3 separate regions of the Mus musculus genome follow, and regions 1 and 3 are each linked to region 2. A link is a contact called in ENCODE Hi-C or POLR2A ChIA-PET data. All regions are on one chromosome and are shown on one strand. The core of a region is the stretch at or near the end of the contact, and the rest is flanking DNA. Distances in the headings are between cores, read along the strand shown. Region 1 overlaps Zfhx3 (zinc finger homeobox 3). Region 2 holds the start of Zfhx3 (zinc finger homeobox 3). Region 3 has its middle 28 kb from the start of Lncbate1.

Region 1 (3,931 bases), core at 213-2,712, 110 kb before region 2:
TGGCAATTAGGCCAGTCCGGCAGGGAGCCTGACAGACCCTCCTGTCTCTGTCTCCCTGGGCCTAGACAACAAGTGTGTGTTGTACACTACCACAACCAGCATATGTGGGTCTTAGGCCCGAACTCAGGTCCTCAAACTTAAAAGACCAGCCCCTGCTTGTTGTCCCTTAAAGGCACTATGAAATTACAAATCACCACCGAATTCTACACCACTAAGACGAAACAGTTCCTACCAATCTCTGTCTCGGGATGTCCAACCTATACTACGCCACAGCATTGCATAAATGCAGTAATCAATACAGGCAGTGTTTTCCTACTACACAGGGACTGTCTTTCCCACTAAGACATACATATGCATCAATACTTTTTCCACAGCTGCCCAGCGAGCTGCAGCAAGGGCATGCCGTAATTGTTTTAACTAGTACAACAGAATAGTTTGCTAAAAAACTAACTACCTGACATAACCAATGTTGTAAGAACAGCCATAGATATCAATGTCCAGAAGATAACACGCCCACTGCACTTTACCTGCACTTCATATTCTGACAGACATCCCAGCGGGTGAGCCGGGGGGGGGGGGGGGGGATAAGTAATCCTCATGGCCGGCCACCAACACCAACAGGGCTCAGAGCCCCTGGAAGTCTTTACGATTTAAGAGTATGATCGACTTGAAATAAACATTGAAGGGGAAAGCTGTGCAAGTGACTTAAGTGGCTTCCTCGAGCAGAAGACAACTGAGGTCTGCACGGGGAAGCAAAGCAACCAAGGGCCCCGCCCAACCCCTGGCCAGAACTGGGCATCCTTGCAGAACACACAGGCATGCTCCGAGTGTTCTCTGGCTTCTGATTCAAATTCTACTTCTAACGGGCAGTCCCCACTCCTGCCCCTGTCCCCCATTCTCCTGCTCTGCCTGCATTATTCTGAGACAAGCTGCAGGTAACTGGAGCAGCAAGGCAGCCATTATTACTTCTTCATGGACCCCAGGGCTTAAAAAACAAACAAACAAGCAAACAAACAAACAAGCAAACAAACAAACACACCCGTTTTTTCCCTTTCCTCCAATGGGTATAGAGTCTTGCTCGGAAGCAGGAAGGGCGTGAAGCTACAAGAAGAAGTGTTGTGGGTCACCCGGAGAGGTGGAGAACCCAGAGGGGGGCTGGTTTGTCCAAGTGTGGTCTAAGCAGGGTAATGGAAGGACCTGAGGGAATGTCATCTTCATGTGGCTTCCAGGCCATCCTCAGTCCTATCCAACAGAATCTCAAAGCTAACAGGAGAGGCGCAGAGAGACAGCTACCAGACGTGGCTGCTGGATATGAAGCAAGGAGTCTTGGGGTCTGGGAAGAAGGGACTCTGACAGAGAGCAAAAGAGGGTTAGCACATGTGGCCAGCTCTCAGCAGGATCCGTGCTGGCTCAGGCTCTGGGATGCTTGGCTGGGGCCTTGTCCTGACCGAGGAGAAGACGGGCCTCTGCCGGTTTCCTAGCAACCATGGCAGGCGGCAAGCAGTATCCCAGGCAAAGGCTGTCCAGGGAAAAATTAAAATGGCCACACGCACAGATGCAGAAGGAAAGCAGGCCCGCCTCCCAGCTGGGCATGGCGGGAGGCATGCAGAGGGCCCCTGCCAGCTGGTCCCTAAACTAAGCTCCACTGCAAAGTATCTGGGATTGGTGGGGGGGGGGGGGGGGCAGCGATAAAATTGGCCTCACTGTACGGAAGCCTCGGAACATGACCACATCTCAGGGCCAGGCATGCACTCCCGACTGTCTTCCTTCCAGCTTTGGTCACAAGCAGGGACACTGAAGCGCCAAATCTGGACTGTTTTGTACACACCCAAACTCTCCTCCCTAAAGTAACTTCCCATGGCCCATTCTTGCTTGGCACTGCCCTTCACTAAGGGAACGTTAGTGTCTGATCATCCCCAAATCACTCATGGGGGGGCTATGAGGTCCACCTGTCCTACACAGGTGACACCACTTGGGCCACAGTCATCTGTGCCTTCTGTACCTAAGCCTGTCTCATCCGATCTCACCTGTTTTGCCAGTTAAATACCAAGTGGGAGGTATGGCAACTGGTGCCAGCGTCTGGAGCAAAGGGTTGACAAGCAAGGTGGCTGTCACAGCACAAGAGGAGATGTCTGCCCAACATACTGAACACAGAGACAAGGTAGCATAGGATCAGATATGCCTGCATATGGTCTCAGGTGTCCTCCAACCCTGTGGAGTGCACAGTGAGACTCTAAGCACTCTCTAGTATCTGGGGTCTTTTGTTTGTACAAGATTGTCTTGACTGGGCACGGCCAGATTGCCACATGCGGCACTGTTTCTAGAATCCCACCCTACCCTACACATCAGGATATCCAATGCTAGGCTTCCTCTGCTCTGCAGGCGATATTACAGCGGATGCATGAGGAGGTGGGGCTGGCACCTGTCAGAGCCGGGGACATTTCTGTCATTTGGAAGCCACTCTCCCCTCATCTTGCTTCCTTGCTCTGTCCACTCTTAAGCTCTTGGAGAAATCATTTAGCGCATAACACAGTAAGGCTGCTATGGGCCAACTGGATGGCTCACCTAGGAAAGATGCTCGCTGCCAAGTCTGAAGACCTAGGTTCCAGCTCCAGGATCCACACAGTACAAGGACAGAACTAACTCTCGAGGTCCCTAAAAGCTGTCTTCTGATTTCTCCTGCATGCTGTGGCACGTGTACGTAGACAGACAGACATATATGCATGCATGCTCACACTGCATAAATATAATAGCTTGAAAGCTGTTATGGGGACTAATAAAATTAGTAATATAAGGCATGCAACATGCCTAAAAATTACAAACATGTTTACACACATGTGTTCACTTGAATCTATACATATGCTATACACAAGCATAACCCGCCACTTGGGTTATCTATCTATAATAAGGAGAGAAGAAACACAATCTATTCTTGACGAATTCAAATGCCTTACTTTCTGAAACCAAAAAAAATGTAGACGACTTGTATGGTAGCACCCCGGGATGTACGGCCCTGACTTTGCCTCCTTAGACTGTCTGCATGACGCACGTAACATCCAGGAAGCACACCCAGGAATGAAGACTCTTCGCCACAGCCCACGAAGCACTTCCCAGATCTCTGCTATGACCTCATCAATCTCAAGTCTCTCTCCTTGGTAGTAGATGAAGTGGGAGCTAATGAAAAAGCTAAGGAAATCAGTACCGCTAAGGAAACGCCAATACTCATTCGCCATCAACATCAGCAGTGGACCGCATTTTTTTTCCATCCTGCTTTGAATTGCTTCATCCTGGCACTTATACCACGTGGCTCGCGGGCAGGGCCCGCATCTCTGTCTCCACATTCCCTACAAGGCCTGCCTAGCAAAGCTATTACTCATTAAGTGTCAAAATAGTAATTATCACAGGTGGTGAATGCGCAAACGGGTTCGTGGCTGGCTGTACTGGACTAGCCCGCACTTGCCTGGGGCACAGGAGTTTAAACAGTCGGAATGCTGTGCTGCTGCGCACGGCCCGTGCTTCCTGTTTACTTATTTATTTGTTACCGGCAAGGAGAGGCGTGAGTTTCCTGCTTTTAGAGGAAATGGGTTAACTCTTTGAAGCCACACAAAGCCACACGCTTGATAGTTTTGCACTCAAGTTAGAAGGAGCTGAGATTTGACTGTCCTGACCCAATGCCTTCTTTCTAGCTTTCTGGGGTGCTTTAAGAGCTTCCTAGGAAGACTACAAGAACACAGCTCTTGTGTTCCTCCAAGAGATGGACAGTAAACCAAGGGTAGGTGCAAACTACCTCAGGGCCAAGGCTGATGTCATTTCAACTCGGCTTCTAGCTATAAGTTTTTAACCTAAGTCATGTCAAGCCAGCCAGTCAGCCAGCCAGCCAGCCAGCCAGAGGATGGAGAGTCACTACTGTTTCAGGGTCACCCTAGACAGT
Region 2 (4,358 bases), core at 266-2,765:
GCTCTCCCCTGAGGGTAAGATTTCCCATCACCATCATCATTACATAGGTACGCACAGGACAGAAAAGGCTGTTATCCAGAAAGCTTGTTTCTCTCTAAGCCTACAAAATGACTTTGAGTTGGATTTTGTTTTGGTTTTGTTTTTGGTTTTTTTGTTGTTATTTTTCTTGTTGCTACCCTAACTTGGATATCTCTCCTCTTTAAATGGAGTTTAAAAAAAAAATCTTACCTTTCCTTCGTACTTCCCGCCCCCCAAAATAAATGCTGTACCGGTTCTGGCAGAAGAACAAACCGAAATTAGAGAGCAGCCAGGCCAAGATGATCTCCATAGGTCCCGCCAGCTCTGCCCTGATTCTCTCTTTAATTACTCCCCAAACAGGCACATTCTTCACATTGCTGCAAACTGACCAGCGACTTCTAACACACTCTCACTCTCTCTCTCTCTTTCCTTCATAACCGCCCCCCCCCCCGGCAGCTGAAGGTGTGTTTTAGACCAAAGAATCCAAAGTTCTCAATGGCACCAGTACCCCCAAGTATTAACAAGGTAGGAACTAACCCAAAAGCAGGAGGAGGAGGAGGAGGAGGAGGTCGGGAAGGAAAAGCAAGAGGAGATAGGAGGAAGAACGTACTCTGGTGCCCAGCAGACTCTAAGCCACTCTCTCCCCAGGTAGGTTCCTCCTGGAGTCTAGGAGTTCAAGTGCATCCAAGCCTGCCCTTCCCCCACACGCCCCAAGAGAATGGGAAGTTCAGCCAAGACTCACTCGCAGCACCTGCCTCCAGCGCTAGGCCGGCTGCGAGCGGCGCGGCGGGGGAGGGAGGCTGCACTCACCTGGCACACAAAGCCTCCGTACACCTCAGGAGGAAGGAGGCACTCGGAGGTCCGGGGGCCACCACGCCGGGCAGCGCGACAACGGGAGATTCCAGTGGCAGCGGAGCCCCGAACTTACCCACCCCAGGCGGCATTCTCCCCACCTCCCGCTGCCCCCCGGGCTCGGCGGTGGCGCAGGCTAGGAGCGAGGGGCCTGGCGGCAGGGGCGGGGCGCGCATGGTGGCGGCCCGGGGCTGGCGATCTGCGGGCTGCCCCGGGGAGGGAGGTCCCCCAGGCGCGGCGGGGATTCACCCACGGGGCGCGGCGCTGCGTCCCGGTCCCCGTCCCGGCCTGCCCGCCTCTCTCCTCCTCCTGCGCCGCCCGCTCGCCCGCCCGCCCGCCCGGAATCGCTTTATGTAAATGAAGCTCAACTCGCAGTTTGCAGCGCGCACCGCCCGAGGAAGGGGGGCGGGCGGGGCGGGGGGCCTTCGGGGATCCACATTACACAGCAACAAAGCGGAAGGTTAATTTGAAACTCACAGCCCCGCAGCCTCTCGGCTCCCCGGGCAAAGCCTGACATCTACAGTCGCGCTGGGCGCAGGCCGGGCTGCTCGCGGTGGCCGCGCCCGCGCGCCTGCGGGGACCTGGGGACATAGACGCACAAACACACAGGAGCAGGGCCGGAGCTGCCGGGCCCGGGCTCCCAGCACCAGCCTTGGAGGCGGCCTGGGCCGCACTCGCCTGGGGACAGGAGCCTTGGCTGCCCTGGCCTGCACCAACCCAGGAACCGGCCCGGCAGGAACAAAGCCGCGTCCCCGCGAGGCACTGACCGCACCGCTCATCAAAAGTCAAAGGCCGGCCTGGAAGAAACGGACGCGCCTTCGGCCACCCCCAGTCTCTCCCCCAAAAGAGAAGAACAAGCAGTCGGGGCCTCCGAACCCTGATCCATCAGTCTCTGGGCCCTGTCCACGTCAGAGCCAGGCCACTCTAACATGGGGACTTTAGCCAATGTGGACAGGAATTTATTTGAAACACACACCCATCCTATTAACTGCTTCACAGAGCACTTCTGTTTTTCAGCTGCAGAAACTTACGAAAACATCCCCTACTCACTCACTCTCCATTGAGAGTTTAAGGACAGTTTCTAAGGAGAGGGGGAGAAGAGGAGAGCAAGAAACGACTAGAAAAGGCCAAGCAGCCTGGAACCACCCGCTGTCAGGATCAGGAGACTGCCCTTAGGAGCCACAGAGCATTTCAGACAGGGCAAGAAAGGTGGCCCGGCTCAAGACGATTCTACCACCAGGATCAAACCCAACGGGGCTACCTCGGCTGGTCACAGCGACAGCTGGGCACTTCTAGGTCTCCCAAGGTTCACCTTTGGCGTTCTGTTATGCAAAGGCAGGCCCCCTTGAAATCTCACCGGAAGGCTCCAGTCCTCTCAGACAGAATTCCACCCTCCTCCTAAATCTAGTCTTCATTCCCAGCATAGAAAGACACCTGCTTTTTCTCTTTCTGAAAACCAGCCACCCAGGCTGCCCCCGGCAGCCGCGAGTCTTTTCCTACTGCACAATAATGAACCATGCAAGTGTTAGAAATATAATAAGCTCACCCGGCGAAGAGCAGAATGTATGGAATCGTATTTGCATTAAACACACACTAACAGGGAGGAAAGGGGGAGGCTTGCTTGGTGAAAACTACAGGGCCCCAATGTAGGAAGCATTTTGGTACAATAGAATTCGGTTTCAAATCGATGTAAATACCTAACCTGTTGGGCGCAGTCTGTTACCCTGTCTATATTTTAGCACAAGAAAAAAAAAAAAGATTGCAATCGCCGTCTCCCTTCCCCCACCCCAAGCTAGGACCTTGGGAGAAAAGAGCTGCCTCTGGGGAATCATGTCTGATTAGGGACAAAGGAGGGCAGAGGCCAAATTTAGTCAAACTTGGGGAAGGGGGAGAGCAGGTCTGGGGGGGTTGGGGGAGGATGGGTTTTTGAGCCAGAGTATGGCCTCCATAGACCTGCTTCAGGCTGCCTGACCTCGGGCTCAAGAACAGGTGGTGTTTTCAAAACACACTGTTATTTATGTTAGCCACACGAGTCAGGAACACCTTAAAGAAAACCAATTAATAATTTAATTGAAAAAGTGGCAATGAATAATGCATAAAGACGAGGAGATAGGCAAGGTGGGGGGGGGGAGAATCTCCTCTCAGAAGATGACCCCCCCCTCCAGAAATCTCTTTGGGAAAACAGAGATTCCAGACCCTCAGCCCTCACCTGGAAGCTACAGGCTGAAGATGCAAAGCCAACAGGAAACTGCTTTCCACTCCTGGAAAACTGAATTTTGCAGCTTCCTCATGAGTTTTATTCACGGGACAGCCTCAGAATCTTGTAAGGAGGTGAGTATAGGTGGGGGCATGGGATACACATTTTGACAAAATGAAAGCTAGAAAGGGAAAAAAAAACACCCCACAAGACAGGATCTAAAGTAATGAGAGATCCTGAGGAGGGGGTGGCAGTAGAGGGCCTCTGCCTTGATCCTGCCTCTGTCCCAGGCCCTGGGTCAGGCCTTCTACACCTCAGAAGCCTGACAAGCAGAAAAAAGAATGACCCTGATCCCCTTTCTTTATCTCAACCCTGCAATAACTACATGCATGACGAGGCCTACTCAAGCCTGTCTTTGTTTAGACAAAAATTTAACTTGGAGAGCCACAGGCAGGTAACCTACAGCCTGGAGACCGTCGTGAACAGGATGGACTGTGAAAAAAAAAAAAAGCTGGGGTGCTCCTGCCTCGGGGGTAACTCATTTCCATCCAACCAAAACAAGAGGGAATTCACAAGGCCCACGCTCACATAATGAAACCGTCAATTTCTCCGAAATCCACGTTGCCAATTCTGTCCCCAGACTCAGGACAGGGCAGCTGTCTGATGTTAAACCCAGGCCTGCCCAGCACTGACAGCCTGATATTCTGGGGCAGCACCCAGGACGCAAGGACAAAATAGAGCCACCGCCAGAAAAGGCAGGCCCCTTCACGGGTTTCTCACCGCCCTTTCCTTCCCTGGCCTCAGCTCCCTCACTCGCTCGCTCGCTCGCTCGGCTAGAAAGCCTCACTGACAGCCAAAGGATAAATATTTAAAAATAAACCAGGGAATGCTAGCCCCTTCTCTTCTCCTCCCCTTACCCATTCTCCGAGCCAGAGGTCTGCCCACGAACGCTTGAACGCTTAGCTGGCTGATAAATGACACCTCTCCAACCCAGCCAAACCTGCTTCCCCACCCCCAGACTCGCTCCCCCACCCCCACCCCCAGTGCTGTGTCTTCTCAAGTCCCAAAAGCTAAAAGTATGATCCCTGAGTGAAGATCCAGAGGATGTCAGCATGCCAGCCCCTCTTCAGAGCACCACTGGGGCTAGGTAGATGTATGTCATTCTTCCAGATCATTCTGGTTTTATTATACTGATTTTAAAACTTTGTGCTTAAATCCTCTGGAGGCTAAAACCTCGGATGGGGTGGGGGGCACAGACATACACAGACATGCCCTCCTTCTCCCTGCCAAT
Region 3 (4,209 bases), core at 611-3,110, 100 kb after region 2:
AGCACCCACATGACAGTTTACAACCGTCTGTCTATAACTTCTGTTCCAGGCATCCAATGTCCTCTTCTGGAAACTGCAGACACTGCACATACCTTGTACACATATAGACATACAACAAAACACTCAGACACATAAGAACAAATAAATCTTAAAATAAAAAAACACAGCAGCAACAAGAAGTGATTGAGAAGCCTTGTTAAGTAGGTCAGATATTTTAAAGGGGGCCTTGAAAGAGGATAGCAATTTGAATGGAGGAGTCAAATATAGAGAATGTCTAGTAGATTGAGGAAAGACTTCCTAGCTGAACCTGTCAGAGTCAAGTTGGAAGAATGCTTTGAGGAAATCTGGGATCCTTGGAACCTAATATTAGGAAACAGAAGCTGCTGCCTGGTTAGTGACAATGGGTGTCTGCAATTGATTAGTGATGTCTGCATGGATATAAGAATGGAGGGAATAGCTACAATCAAACCACAGATTTCCTCCCACTAAAGTGCACAAAGTAGAGTCAGCTCAGTTCTACTCTACAGACTTTGAGAAAACATGTGGTGAGTTCTATATGTGGAGCTGAAAAACTATACCTCTAGCTCTCATCTAAATTCTCCAAATTCCCATGAATAGGGTCCAACCTAGACAAGCTCCACTCTACTTGCTAACACTGGCCTTGCCTGAGGTCACCCAATGACATGTGGTATTTCCATTGTGCCAGAGAGAGTGAAGAATACAAACAGGGAAGAGGGGTGGGGTGGCGAGCTGAGAAGGGTTAGAACCACAGCCTCCCCAAGCCCTGAGTTACTGAAAATATCCTGTATGACAGCTGAATGCAGCCATCTCTCCTTGAAAGACAGCTTCCATCAAGTCCAACTGAAGATATTTTTAGTATATCCTGGGTACCAAATAACTGCTCCTGTGTCCTGAAAAATGATGAATTCATTCAAACAACAAGTCAGGACCCTGGGTATCAGTCAACTCCAGCCAGTCATAACAGCTGCCAAATATAAAATATTACATGTACCCTGTGAGCCTTGGTTTGCATTCTCTTCAACATGCATATTCAAGAATCTCATTCCATCCCAAGCTGTCAGAGATGGTGACAGTTGCATGAGGGGCAGGGCGCGGGTCCTCTAGCTTTATGGAGAGAGATTATTTTTTAACCAAAATTATTTTCCATTGTAAATGTTTAAATCCATATTAAGTCCAGATTAATGCAGGCAGCAGCTTCAAAAGATATCAACTGGGGTGTGTGTGTGTGGGGGGGGAGGCGATAATAATAAATGAAATGGTTCAGGACAGGTCCCATCACAAGGAATATTTTCAGACTAGAAAAGAAAGTTGTTTGGATTAAAAAGATATCTAAAGAAAATATGTTTCCCAGGGATAGCTGGCTCCTTTCACAGACACCCAAACTTTGTACACAAACCAGGGCCTCACACTTTTTTTTCCCCCTTTTTCTTTTTCACATGATTGGAATTAATAATGTAGATAAACCCTAAACAAATCGGGATTAGTGTTAACTGTGTTTTGAGATTTAGGAAGCAATTGGAAAGAGAGAGAGAGAGAGAGAGAGAGAGAGAGAGAGAGAGAGAGAGAGAGAGAGAGAGAGAGAGAGAGAGTTGCTTAAGAAAAAAACAACCAAAACTCTGAACTGCCTGGACTGCCTGGATTATGGGATGGAGAAAGGAGTCATGGGAAGGGGGTGGGGGAAGGGCGAAGAGTAACAGCAAGGAGGGACCAGCTGAGCTGGCTAATCAAAGCCCTTCTAATCATAGCAACTTTGGAGATGTGTTCAAAGGCTCTTTCCTGACCACAGGCTGGGCGAGGTCACAAGTGAAATGCAGTTGCTGGGGAGGGGGAGGGGTGTCCGGGATTTGGGGAGAGAACTCTGCCATCTCACTTGGAGAGGGGAGGCCTCTTGGAGCATCTCAGGAAACTGGCCCAGCTCTCTAGCGGGGAAGGAACAATTCCACCCCGGACTTGCACAACCTGTAAAGAGATGAAATATTCCACCCCAGCATGTTTGTTCCTGCCTGGAAAGTTCTTCCTAGAGGACGGGTCTCGGGCATGAGAATCATTTTCTTTTCATGGACAAATCATTGCATGACAGAGTGAATTTTAATGAAGTCGTTTAGATTCTTTGATGTATCTCCGCTTGAGTCATTGAAAATGGCCCCAGCACATGGACTCGGACAATCCATTTCTTACCTTTACAGGAACCCCTTAAGGCTCACGATGATGCAGACCAAGTGCATTTCTTTTCGTCCCCTTTGAAAGCTCAATTCCCAGTAAAGAAAGGGCCGTAGAAGCTCTTCATTTAGCCAAAGGAAATAGTGTCTCCAGACACATATGGCTGAAGAGCTGGCTATGCAGCCAGAGTGAGGCGAGGGCATGGGGCAAGCTTTGCAACGACGATGTCGACCTTCTCCACCACGCTGGTCTCAATGGATGCAGGCATGGTTTAACTTTCTCCTTCCCCGCCTGCTACTGAGCTGCCAGCTACACAGCTCCCCTTTGCTGTGACCTCTCCTGGTGCCTGCTTCAGGTGGCTTCTCTTTGTTACTATTTTGTCCTAACCTTCCAGCAACCAGGCTAGTCTGAGGTTTCTTGGAACTTTTGGGGGGTTCGAGAGATCGTGTCCCCCCATCTGTTTCCTGTTCCGCTTTTCAGCATTTCCTCTTCTCTCGCACAGCACTGAGAGCTCGAGGCTTGGGACATGCACGCCCTGTCCCTGTCTTGTAGTACAGGAGTTTATTATCTTTGTAGGTTTTTTTTTTTTGTTCCCTCCTCCTGGAGATGCATCAGAATGGGAAGACCTGAGAGCCATGGGGGCTGGGTGACTTTTTTTGTTTTGCAATGTCTGTTGCCTGTAGATTGTGCAGTAGATTGGTACCAAGAAAAAAAAAAAAAGCAGCGTGCATTTTAAAGGACTCTTGATAGTTACCATGGTGATATGAGATTTTGGTAAATAAAAATATATTCTGGGGAACAAGAACTAAGTCAGAGGTTTAACCTTCAGAAAACCCTCATTAGACTAACGATGGGTGAAAAATGAAGGACAAATGCTAAAATCATGGACACGAAGTAGTGTGAACACAATTTCAGCCTAAAAATAAAGGTTTTTATTTTCCCAGTTGAAATATATATCCTTACAAGCAATCCCAAACACCATCCAAAGGCAAAACAATGCACTGTTAGGGGTACATGATCTTCAGGCTTCAGAGGTCTGCATAAAGGGCATTTGTCTTACAGATAATGGGCATCTCCCAGACACCAGCTCTTAAAAAAAAAAAAAAAAAAAAAAAAAAAAAAAAAAACCACGGAGGCTGAGCCATCAACCTAGGACCCATTGCTCTGATCTCCACTTGAACAGATCCCCCGATGGTACTACGATATAGTACACTGGAAGTGGAACCTACCGATACAGTGAGACACAATTACTCACACTTGTATCATAGAGGCACATATACCGTTTTCCATGTAGATAGACACGCATAAATACACAGCTTTCCCTATCTCTCAGTCCTCATCTGCCCACTCAGCCAAATATATGTTTAAAACACGTGAGAAAGTTACATGTATATAGGACCAGCCCGGATTTTTTCCTCTTACCAATGTTCCCTGAACACACACAGTAAAACAATTTACACAGAACCTACATGGCATTAGAGACACGGGATCTAGAAGTGACCTAATGTGTAGGAAGATGTGTGTAGGTTACATGCAAATACCATGTTACTGTACATGAAGGACTCAAGCAGTCACATACAGACTTTGGTATCTGAAAAGGGCTTTTGAGTCAGTCCCCTAAGATGACTGTTGATGTGTATGTAGACACACACACACACACGCACACACACACACACACACACACACACACACACACACACACACACAAGATTGGGGTGAGGGTTGAGCATGCTCATTCAAAAAATTCGAAATCCAAAAAGTTCCCAAACTTTTTGAGTGTCAATTTGAAGCTATGTGTAGAAAATTCTTCACCTGACCTCAGATGACAGATTGTCATCACAGTGCAGGTACACTAAAAATATTGTATAAAATATCTTCAGGCTATGTGTATAATGTGCAATGGGAAGGGTAAATAAATATCAAATTAAAATGGATCATGTTCCCCCATGACTCATTATGCATATGCAAATATTCCAAAATTGAGGGGGAGGGTGGGGAATCTGAATCATCAAATACTTCTGGCACTAA

The links. Hi-C counts contacts between places; a loop is a spot of excess contacts on that map. ChIA-PET counts read pairs that join two places held with the same protein, here RNA polymerase II (POLR2A).
Region 1: a map of mouse trophoblast stem cell shows a loop between it and region 2 (2.4-fold over the local background). The contact joins the enhancer-like site here to the promoter of Zfhx3 in region 2. A Hi-C loop is called at or near these places in 1 of 37 maps with a recorded cell type or tissue (mouse trophoblast stem cell). POLR2A ChIA-PET finds 5 or more read pairs at or near these places in 1 of 5 experiments (Patski).
Region 3: a map of heart shows a loop between it and region 2 (2.0-fold over the local background). The contact joins the enhancer-like site here to the promoter of Zfhx3 in region 2. A Hi-C loop is called at or near these places in 1 of 37 maps with a recorded cell type or tissue (heart). POLR2A ChIA-PET finds 5 or more read pairs at or near these places in 2 of 5 experiments (both embryonic stem cell).

What each region holds. Positions count from the first base shown.
Region 1 is chr8:108,827,167-108,831,097 of GRCm38, reverse strand. The region is part of intron 3 of Zfhx3 (zinc finger homeobox 3); the gene reads right to left. Among named protein-coding and RNA genes, the nearest start is that of Mir3108, 110 kb to the left of the region's middle. Within about 2 kb of position 1,462, at least 1 of the 3 ENCODE cell types and tissues checked has a DNase peak (open chromatin) inside an H3K27ac peak, as active enhancers do.
Region 2 is chr8:108,711,801-108,716,158 of GRCm38, reverse strand. Zfhx3 (zinc finger homeobox 3) reads right to left here and starts at 1,515. Exons shown (of 10, transcript NM_007496.2): 1 at 829-1,515.
Region 3 is chr8:108,610,607-108,614,815 of GRCm38, reverse strand. It overlaps a transcript of Zfhx3 not described here. Among named protein-coding and RNA genes, the nearest start is that of Lncbate1, 28 kb to the right of the region's middle. Within about 2 kb of position 1,860, at least 1 of the 3 ENCODE cell types and tissues checked has a DNase peak (open chromatin) inside an H3K27ac peak, as active enhancers do; it is heart, where a contact is called at or near this core.